Regions from separate parts of the Homo sapiens genome. Here region 1 is linked to region 2. Evidence: chromatin contacts called from ENCODE Hi-C data. All regions are on one chromosome and are shown on one strand. The core of a region is the stretch at or near the end of the contact, and the rest is flanking DNA. Distances in the headings are between cores, read along the strand shown. Region 1 holds the start of UPRT (uracil phosphoribosyltransferase homolog). Region 2 holds the start of PJA1 (praja ring finger ubiquitin ligase 1).

What was found. Hi-C counts contacts between places; a loop is a spot of excess contacts on that map. Pooled maps may share reads with other maps.
Region 1: a loop to region 2 is called in a pooled map, with 20 times the contacts of the local background. The contact joins the promoter of UPRT here to the promoter of PJA1 in region 2. A Hi-C loop is called at or near these places in 8 of 50 pooled maps.

Annotation. Positions count from the first base shown.
Region 1 is chrX:75,272,695-75,276,845 of GRCh38, forward strand. UPRT (uracil phosphoribosyltransferase homolog) reads left to right here and starts at 1,391. Exons shown (of 7, transcript NM_145052.4): 1 at 1,391-1,946. The coding sequence starts at 1,561. It overlaps LOC124905200 (a long non-coding RNA gene), which reads right to left and starts at 1,342. Exons shown (of 4, transcript XR_007068269.1): 1 at 784-1,342. RefSeq lists enhancers at 1,282-1,331, 1,352-1,401, 1,562-1,771.
Region 2 is chrX:69,162,641-69,166,915 of GRCh38, forward strand. It overlaps PJA1 (praja ring finger ubiquitin ligase 1), which reads right to left and starts at 2,813. Exons shown (of 2, transcript NM_001032396.4): 1 at 2,732-2,813; 2 at 1-500. The coding sequence starts at 433.

The DNA of each region.
Region 1 (4,151 bases), core at 141-2,640, 6.1 Mb after region 2:
ATCTAACCAAACAGCACCTGTTCCCCAATAACCTATGGAAATAAAAAAAAAATTATAAAAAAATCTGTATAGGCATGTTAAAAAAAGGAAGGACAGAAATACCATTCAACTCAGCAATCCCATTACTGGGTATATACCCAAAGGAACATAAATTATTGTTTTATTAAAGACACATGCACACATATGTTAACTCCAGCACTATTTACAATAACAAAGACATGGAATCAACCTAACTACCCATTAATGATAGAATGGATAAAGAAAATGTGGTACATATACACCATGGAATACTATGCAACCATAAAAAATAATGAGATCATGTCCTTTGCAGGGACATGGATGGAGCTGGAGCCTATTATCCTTAGCAAACTAACACAAGAACAGAAAACCAAATGCTGCATGTTCTCACTTATAAGTGGGAGCTAAATGATGAGAACACATGGACACATAGTGGGGAACAACACACACTGGAGCCTACTGCAGAGTGCATGGTGTGAGAAGGGAGAGGATCAGGAAAGACAACTAGTGGGTACTAGGCTTAATACCTGGGCGATGAAATAATCTTTACAACAAGCCCCCATGACAGAAGTTAACCTATGTAACAAACCTGCACATATATCCCTGAACTTAAAAGTTAAAAAAAAAAAAAGATTCTTGTATCCCATCTCGGATCTACAGAATCACAATCTCAAAAATGAGCCGTAAGAACCTGCATTTTAACAAGCTCTACAATTATTGTGGTACATACTGATGTTTGAAAAGTACTGCCCTAGACACTCTTACCTCAGGCCGTTATAGTGAGTCCATACACTTAAAAATAAGCGTCTTTCCAAGTACTTTAAAGATTCAAAATGATAGTGGATCTGAAATGCCGCCTGAGTCCCCATGACAACGTGTACACTGTGGGGCCCAACCAATAAAGATAAGAAAAGCTTTGGCGGTCAAGCATACTTGGGAAGCTGCAGTTTCTAGAACAGTCTAGTAGAGGACAGCCTCTTCAGCAGCCTGCTAGGCATTTTTTTACTTCTTCCTTCTGTTATGCAGACAAGCTAACTGAAGATGCGGTTACTGAGATATAATTTCTCTGCTAGGTCACAAAGTCTGAAAACATGGGCCTTACGTGTGTAACTGTGTATCATCACCTGCCACCCCCAGTTTTTCCTGGCTCTACTAATCACCCAAAGTTCTGAATGCAGAAGCCCCAGGGGCCCCCGGAAGATCCTTCAAGCTGGCATCCTTGGCCTCGCTGCGGGGGCTTAGCTACCTGTGGGAACCCACGTAGCAAGGGTGACTCAAAGGGTTAACAAGCAGTGGCGCCGCAGAGTGGCGGGGAGTGCAGCCAATAGGGTGTCTAGGCAGGCAGTACGTCTGGTGTGGGCGGGAGTGAGCCAAAGTGTGCTAAAGGAAACCAACAGCGGCCTAGGGGTGAAAGGACAGCCAGGGTTAGATGTTCTGAGGAGGCGGGAGCAACCGAGAGAGCACGTGAGCATCTGTCCTTTCTACCCGTTCCTCTTTATCTTTAGTGTTCAGTAGCAGCGGGGATAGCCCGGGGCCCGGTGTATGGCCACGGAGTTACAGTGTCCGGACTCCATGCCCTGTCACAACCAGCAAGTAAACTCTGCCTCAACCCCAAGTCCCGAGCAGCTGCGACCTGGCGATCTGATCCTGGACCACGCAGGGGGAAACAGAGCCTCCAGGGCCAAGGTGATTCTCCTCACGGGGTACGCCCATTCTAGCCTGCCGGCCGAGCTGGACTCTGGGGCCTGCGGCGGCTCCAGCCTCAACTCAGAGGGCAACAGTGGTAGTGGTGACAGTAGCAGCTATGACGCACCAGCTGGCAACTCCTTCCTAGAGGACTGCGAACTCTCCCGGCAGATCGGGGCGCAGCTTAAGCTGCTGCCTATGAATGATCAGATACGGGAGCTACAGACCATCATCCGTGACAAGTAAGCCAAGAGCGGAAGGGGAAAGGGAAGTGGAGGGTCTTGCAGGCTGTGGGCGGGGATTGGAAGTAAAAGGGCTAAGAGACAGTGTTCTTGGCCTTGGCAAACTTTGGAGATTGGGGTAAGACCTTTTATTTGGTGTGTGTGTGTGTGTGTGTGTGTGTGTGTGTGTGTGTGTGTCGTGTAACTCGAACGCCAACCTTCTCTTTCCAAGTTCCGGTGTCTAACATCACTTTGGGTGGGGAGGAAGACTTTAGGTAGCCTCTGGGCTCTTTGTCTCTCCCAGGAAAGACAACTCCTTGGCCATTCCAGGCAGGTAAACTCCCCTATACTATGTGGGCAGTGCTTGTCCACATGGTAAACCTATAACCCAGAAATGGTTACTATCCAAGGTTATGCACTACCACCAATCACCTCAGGTTCATAAATAGAAATAAAGCAATTTCAAGGAAATTCTATTCAGGCCCTGACCCTTTAGTATTTGCTACTGCAAACAAGGTCTTTTAGTCTTGGAGTTCAGGTTTACTTGATCACATGAAAGCTTATCGTCCAACTCTTATCATTTTTCACTGTAAACTCACAGAACATAGTTAATGGATCAAAGGGAGCCTAAAGGAGCCTTTGGCCCTTCCTAATCCCACAAACCAATGTAGCCAGAACTTCATGTTAAAATGTAATTTTGAAATTTCTAAACCTACGTTGTAAATGGGTTTTCTCCAGGGAAATATGTACCATGATGAACTACAGCTATTTTCTTTATTGGCAGCACTTTAAATGAGCAGCATATCAAAACACCCCTTTTTTAGTGGCAGGGGTTGGGGGGACATGCCTTGATCTTTTAAAAATGGCTACTGAATGACAGATGCCACTCCCTAAACCAGACTCTAGAAACCTTGTCTTACACTATTGTAATAATACTGTTTCTCTGCTTGCAGTTTTTCCTCTCTTCCACATGCACCCATACATTACTGTACAATCAATCTTCATAACATACATCTTTGATTCAGTAATTGCCCTACTCAGCAACCTTCTTTGGCTTCTCAGAGCCTACCAAATAAAGTCCAGGATCCTTAGCTTGATTGATATTTTTGAGACAGGATCTTTCTCTGTCACCCAGGCTGGAGTGCAGTGGTGAGATCACAGCTTACTGTACCCTCATACTTCTGGGCTCAAGTAATCCTCCTGCCTTAGCCTCCTGAGTAGCTGGGACTACAGGGACATGGCACTGCCCCCCGGCTAATTTTTTATTTTTTTGTAGAGATGGAGGTCTTGCTATATTGTCCACGATGGTCTTGAACTCCTGGCCTCAAGCAATCCTCGTGCCTCGGCCTCCTAAAATGTTGGGATTACAGGTGTGAGCCACCATGCCTGGCCCCCTTAGCTTGGGATGAAGGCCCTTCTTCATAGTTCCTAGGAACAATTCTGAAACATATCTGTTTCTGCTCTCATCTGGAATTCCCTGTGTCTCCTTTATGTACGTTCAGGATACTTATTCTTCAGGGTGAAACACAGCATTAAATAATTGTCCACCTCTGCCAAGAAGCTTCCCTTTAATCATTATTCCTGGCTTATCTTCCCTGGTCTTTTTAATGCAAGATTCACCTTCTTTTTCGTATATTGTTATTTTTGTATAGATCTTATCCTGCCTATGACATCTTGAAGGCAGAAATCTTTTACATTTTTGAATGCCGGCCATGCCTTGCAAATAATAGATGCTCAATTACTAGAGTTTTTTTGTAGCTCTTAAAATTATATTTATGAAACTATACTATTTTACTCTTTTTAATGAATCAATATTGAAAACTACTGTGGTTATGTTATCTAATAGACAAAATAGTGATCCTAAAAAATAGGAGGCATAGGTTTGCTGTAGTTGTGGTAGGGTAGGGGCAGCCAAAATAAATCTTACATATACAACAAAGAAAAATAGATGATGATTCTTGTTTCTATAGAGCAGAAGTTACTACGCTTGGGTCTTCGACTCCCTCGTACCAGTAGATGGGTTCAGGGCTTTAACAAACCCTCATAAATTAACTGGGAAATTTTACTCATATGAAGATTTTTAATAGTTGTTTTTAAATAACATCTTTATTGAGATATAATTCACAGACCATACAGTTCAAGAATTTAAAGTGTATAATTCAGTGGTTTTAAGTATGTTCACAGCTGTGCATTCATCACCACAGTTTTAGAACATTTGTCATCACC
Region 2 (4,275 bases), core at 1,563-4,062:
GTGGCAGGAAGTCAGCTCTGCTAGCTGAGCATCTTGCTGCAGGGACTGGGTCTAACTTGTCTCGCTCCTCTCTCACATCACGGCTAAAACTAGAGAAATGTGGAGGTGGCCCAGCCAAAGACCTTGCCCCTTTCTCTGGGTCATACAGCTTATCATCTTTAAACTTGCCAGTTTTCCCTCTCACTGGCGGTCGCTCAACAGGCCCAGCCCCCTCCTCCTCACTATCATCTGCCCCATAAGAGTCAATATGTCCATAGGCCATTCCTCTTCTGCTACCCGAAGCTCTGTACTCTCTTGGCGGATACCTGGAATAGTCCTCATTATCAATATTCAGGTTGGTTCCCGAACTCTCGCTGTCGTCCCAACTACGACGAGTAGTGGAAAATGGCGATCGGCTCCTCTTGGTGGTTTGACTGGGGGCTGATCTGTGCATTGGGACTTCGGAGTTCGTCTTTCTCTGGCTGGCAATCCTTTCCCGCTGGCTCGTGGGTGGCCTGAAACTGACATAAGCATGCCTTCTTCCATACCTCCTACCTGTATTGGACTGATACCCTCCTGTTGGATTGGGCCATACAGGCTTGCTAGATTCCTGACCCATCACTCTGACTTAGGAGGGTTTCCAATACAGCTGGGGCTCGGGTAGGAGGGCTCCTGCTCCCTGCACACGTTTTTGAGATGGGAAAGTAAAATCAGTTTAGAATAAAGGAGCAGGGAGATTTATTTTCACTTCAGCAGGCAGGTAACAGAAAGAATAAGGGGCCTTTAAAATTAGTTTCACTTTCTTCTAAGGCCTGGAGTAGCATTCCAGTGACTGTCAGGTGTAGACCTGGAACACATTTTTAATGTTGGCAAAATGATTACAAGACTGGGTTTGCAGGAAAGCCAGACTTAGAGGAGAATCTGACGGAAGGTTGGGGGGTGACTGGACGCTTGGAAGGTGGGTGAAGTACTGTGGAATTGTGCAACGTGGGGAAAGGAAAGACTGCTATAGTTTTTTTTATGGGGTGTCTGCATTTTTCTGAGTGCTGCAGACATACAGGAGAAATGCAAATTGGAATAGAGTGGAAAATACAGATCGCCGTGTGTGCACGAGTGCCTATGTGTCTGTCTATCAAGAGGAGAGGGACAGGTGGAAGGGGACCAGTAATCCTGCAACAGAGGGATGTTTACGTTTGTAGGGGGAAAGGGTATGAGTGTTAGAATGAGACCCATTCTGGATGTGGGTATGAAAATGACAGGCATGGGTGGGGTGGCTTTGGAGGAGAGGGGTGCGTGTATGTATGAGGAAAGGGAAGGTGTTTGTGTGTGTAGCTGTATGTGAGGCAGCTGAAACTACAGAAGGATGCCCATGTTTATGCGTATGTCACAGGCAGAGGAGTGTATGGTTGGCAATGGAGAGGAGTGTCTGAGAGTTTGTGTGTGTGTATGTTAGTCAAAATGGGAGGCAACAATGGAGAAATGTCAGTGTGAGCAAATGCAGCAGGCACAAATGGAAGCGGGGGTGGGGGGTGCGCAGCACTGGAGAGGGATGTGCTTGAGGTGGATGGAACAGAGGCAGGCAATCAAAGAATGATGCCTGCCTGTGTGGATATGGCAAGCAGGGAGGCAGGTTGTGTCCCCGTAGAAGGATTTATGTGAGTGCGAGTGTGTGCACCTCAGGGACCAGCAAAAGAGAGCTGTGTCTGACACACGTGGCAGACAGAGCAATAGAGGAGAGCATTTGAGAAGGGGGTATGAATGAGCACATGTGGCTACATATGTATGTCACTGGCCAGCGATAGAAGGATGTCCTTATGTGTGTATATGACAGGAAGGAAGAAGGAGGGCAGCCGGAGGGGGTGTGTGAATAGGCATGTGTTCGCGAGAGCACGCAGAGGCCGAGCAGGGAGGGGGCCGGTGCTAGAGGTGTGTATGTGGTAGGCGGATAGAGGAGGGGGAAGGCATGGGAGGGTGTGAGGGTGTGAGGGTGTGTGAGAGGGTGTGTGCTGCGTGTGCCTGCGCATGCGCGGGGGAGGGGAAGCACTGGAACCTTGAGGATGGAGGGGCAAGGAGGGGGCTGCAATGGAAGGCTTCTGTGCGGGGGCGCGTGCTCGCGACACACGGGGGGTGGGGGGTAGGGGGGACGCAATGTCATAAAAAGAGGTGGGAAAAGGCCATCAGCTCAAACGGGAGACCCCAACCGATGTGGCAGGGGAGAGGGAAAATGAAAGAAAAGGGCGTGCGTGGGTCTAGTTTTCCCTGAGAATAATTATTTTTTCCTTCCAATTTTTTCCCTGGGAACAGTATTTTTACCTAAAAATCTTAACCATTTACCATTTGGCAAAACAACAGCAAAATATGGGAAGAAAGGCCACGGAGTGCTCCGCAAAGGGGCCGAGGAGGGAAGAAGGAAGGAGAGGGGAGGAGAGGCAGGGAGAAGTGGGAGAGGGCCGCGACCACCACTGCCCTCCCAATAGCGATGAAAGCCACTCGAGTGGGGACCGCGCCACACCAAAGGGGTTCCGGCAGCGGAAGATGTGGCCCCAGAACAGGCCGATGGAGGACATGGGCCTCACTCTGCAGTCAGGTCCCGCGTCCGCCCCACCCCTTCCCGAGGGGCGAACCTGAAAAGCAGTTCCCAGGAACCCCCCAAAATCCTCGCCCCCGTGCCCGGCCACTCGCCCCGCGCCCGGCCACTCGCGCCACCGCCAGCGCCCGGATGAATCGAGGAAACAATCAGCCTTTCACTCACCAAGTCCAGAAAGCCACACGCTTTTCAGAGAAGCAGAGCTCTCGGATCTCCGACCGCCACGACCGCCAGAGCCGCTGCTCCCGGTCCCGAGCTCCTCCCCCGCCAGACAGCAGCGGGGCGGGCGGCGACTGCGGCGGCGGAAGTGATTGTGAAGTCAGCTGGAGCCCGCCTCCTTGATGTGGCGGGGGCGGCAGCTGCTCTCCACAAATCAGGGTGGGCCCGAAAGCATTATTTCATCTTAAATGATGAAATCGTCAAGGATACAGAAAAGGACAGCGAAAAATGTCACAAACACCCAGCTTTAACTAATGTTAAACATTTAGCTATATTGCCTTCTGGTTTTTTAATAAATAAAATAAAATCTGCAAATTCTTTCTGATTAAGTCCAATGTGAGAGTAATTACGTTACTACATCACATCCTATGTTACGTGTTATGGTTGTACCGAAAGTATTAAAACTGTGAAACCATATTTAGGGTTGCAGTAAGCTTAAATTTTTTTTAACCTGATGGTTAAAGCAAATTGAAGCTGTTTATGTTGAATTTGTTGCTGCTAATCACAAAACCAAGCTTCTCTGTCCAAGAGATCATAGGACACAACACAGGTTCATATTCTGTTATTGCATTGCAGTTAAAAATATTGTAGTTACGCCTTTTGGATTTATACCATTTTACTGAATTCTGAAGTCTTTAAATTGCGCTTTATAATGGAACTCTAGTATTTACAGCCAATGTAAACATTTCCCATGTTCACAACAGTAGCAAAGTTTTGTTCTTACTGGAAACAAAATGCATAATAGAACAAAAATCTTAGGGGTAACAACATAATAGAAATAAAATGTATAACTTTCAAACCATTAAAGTAATAATATGTGGAACAAAGAGAAAAACTCATTCTTAACAAAGGTCAAGAAATGTTGCTGGGGGGGTACAAAAAAAAGGATGCAAAAAGAAAACAAAAATGCAGGAATCCAAATATATCAGCATGCATTATGGGTTAACATCTCCTAATAAAAACCAAACTCTTATTTTGAGCATTTTGTTTTTAAAAGCTAAGTTATATTCTATTTATGTGAGTTTCACCTAAAGCAGAAATAGGAATAAAAAATATATGAGAGTAAAATACTAGCAGAAAAAAGGGAGAGAGGGAATGAGGGAAGGAAAGAAGCAAAAAAAAAAAAAAGGAAGGAAAGGAAGGAGGAAACAAACTCGTAACAATATCAATATCCTAAACATCGAGAACTCAAAGTAAAAAGAACTAAAGAGAACAAAACAGGTTGCTTTATTCACTGAGAAAGATATGACAAGCTGGTGGTGTGTGCCTGTAGTCCCAACTACTTAGGAGGCTGAAGCAGGAGGATTGTGTGAGCCCAGGAGGTTGAGGCTGAAGTGAGTGAAGATCACGCCACTGCACTCCAGCCTGGACAACCAAGCAAGATGCCATCTCAAAATGATGATGATAATAATAACAATAATAGAACTTCATTGGTGAGAAATCTGAAACTATCAAATTTTTTAATGGAGATACATTTTCATCTAGCAATT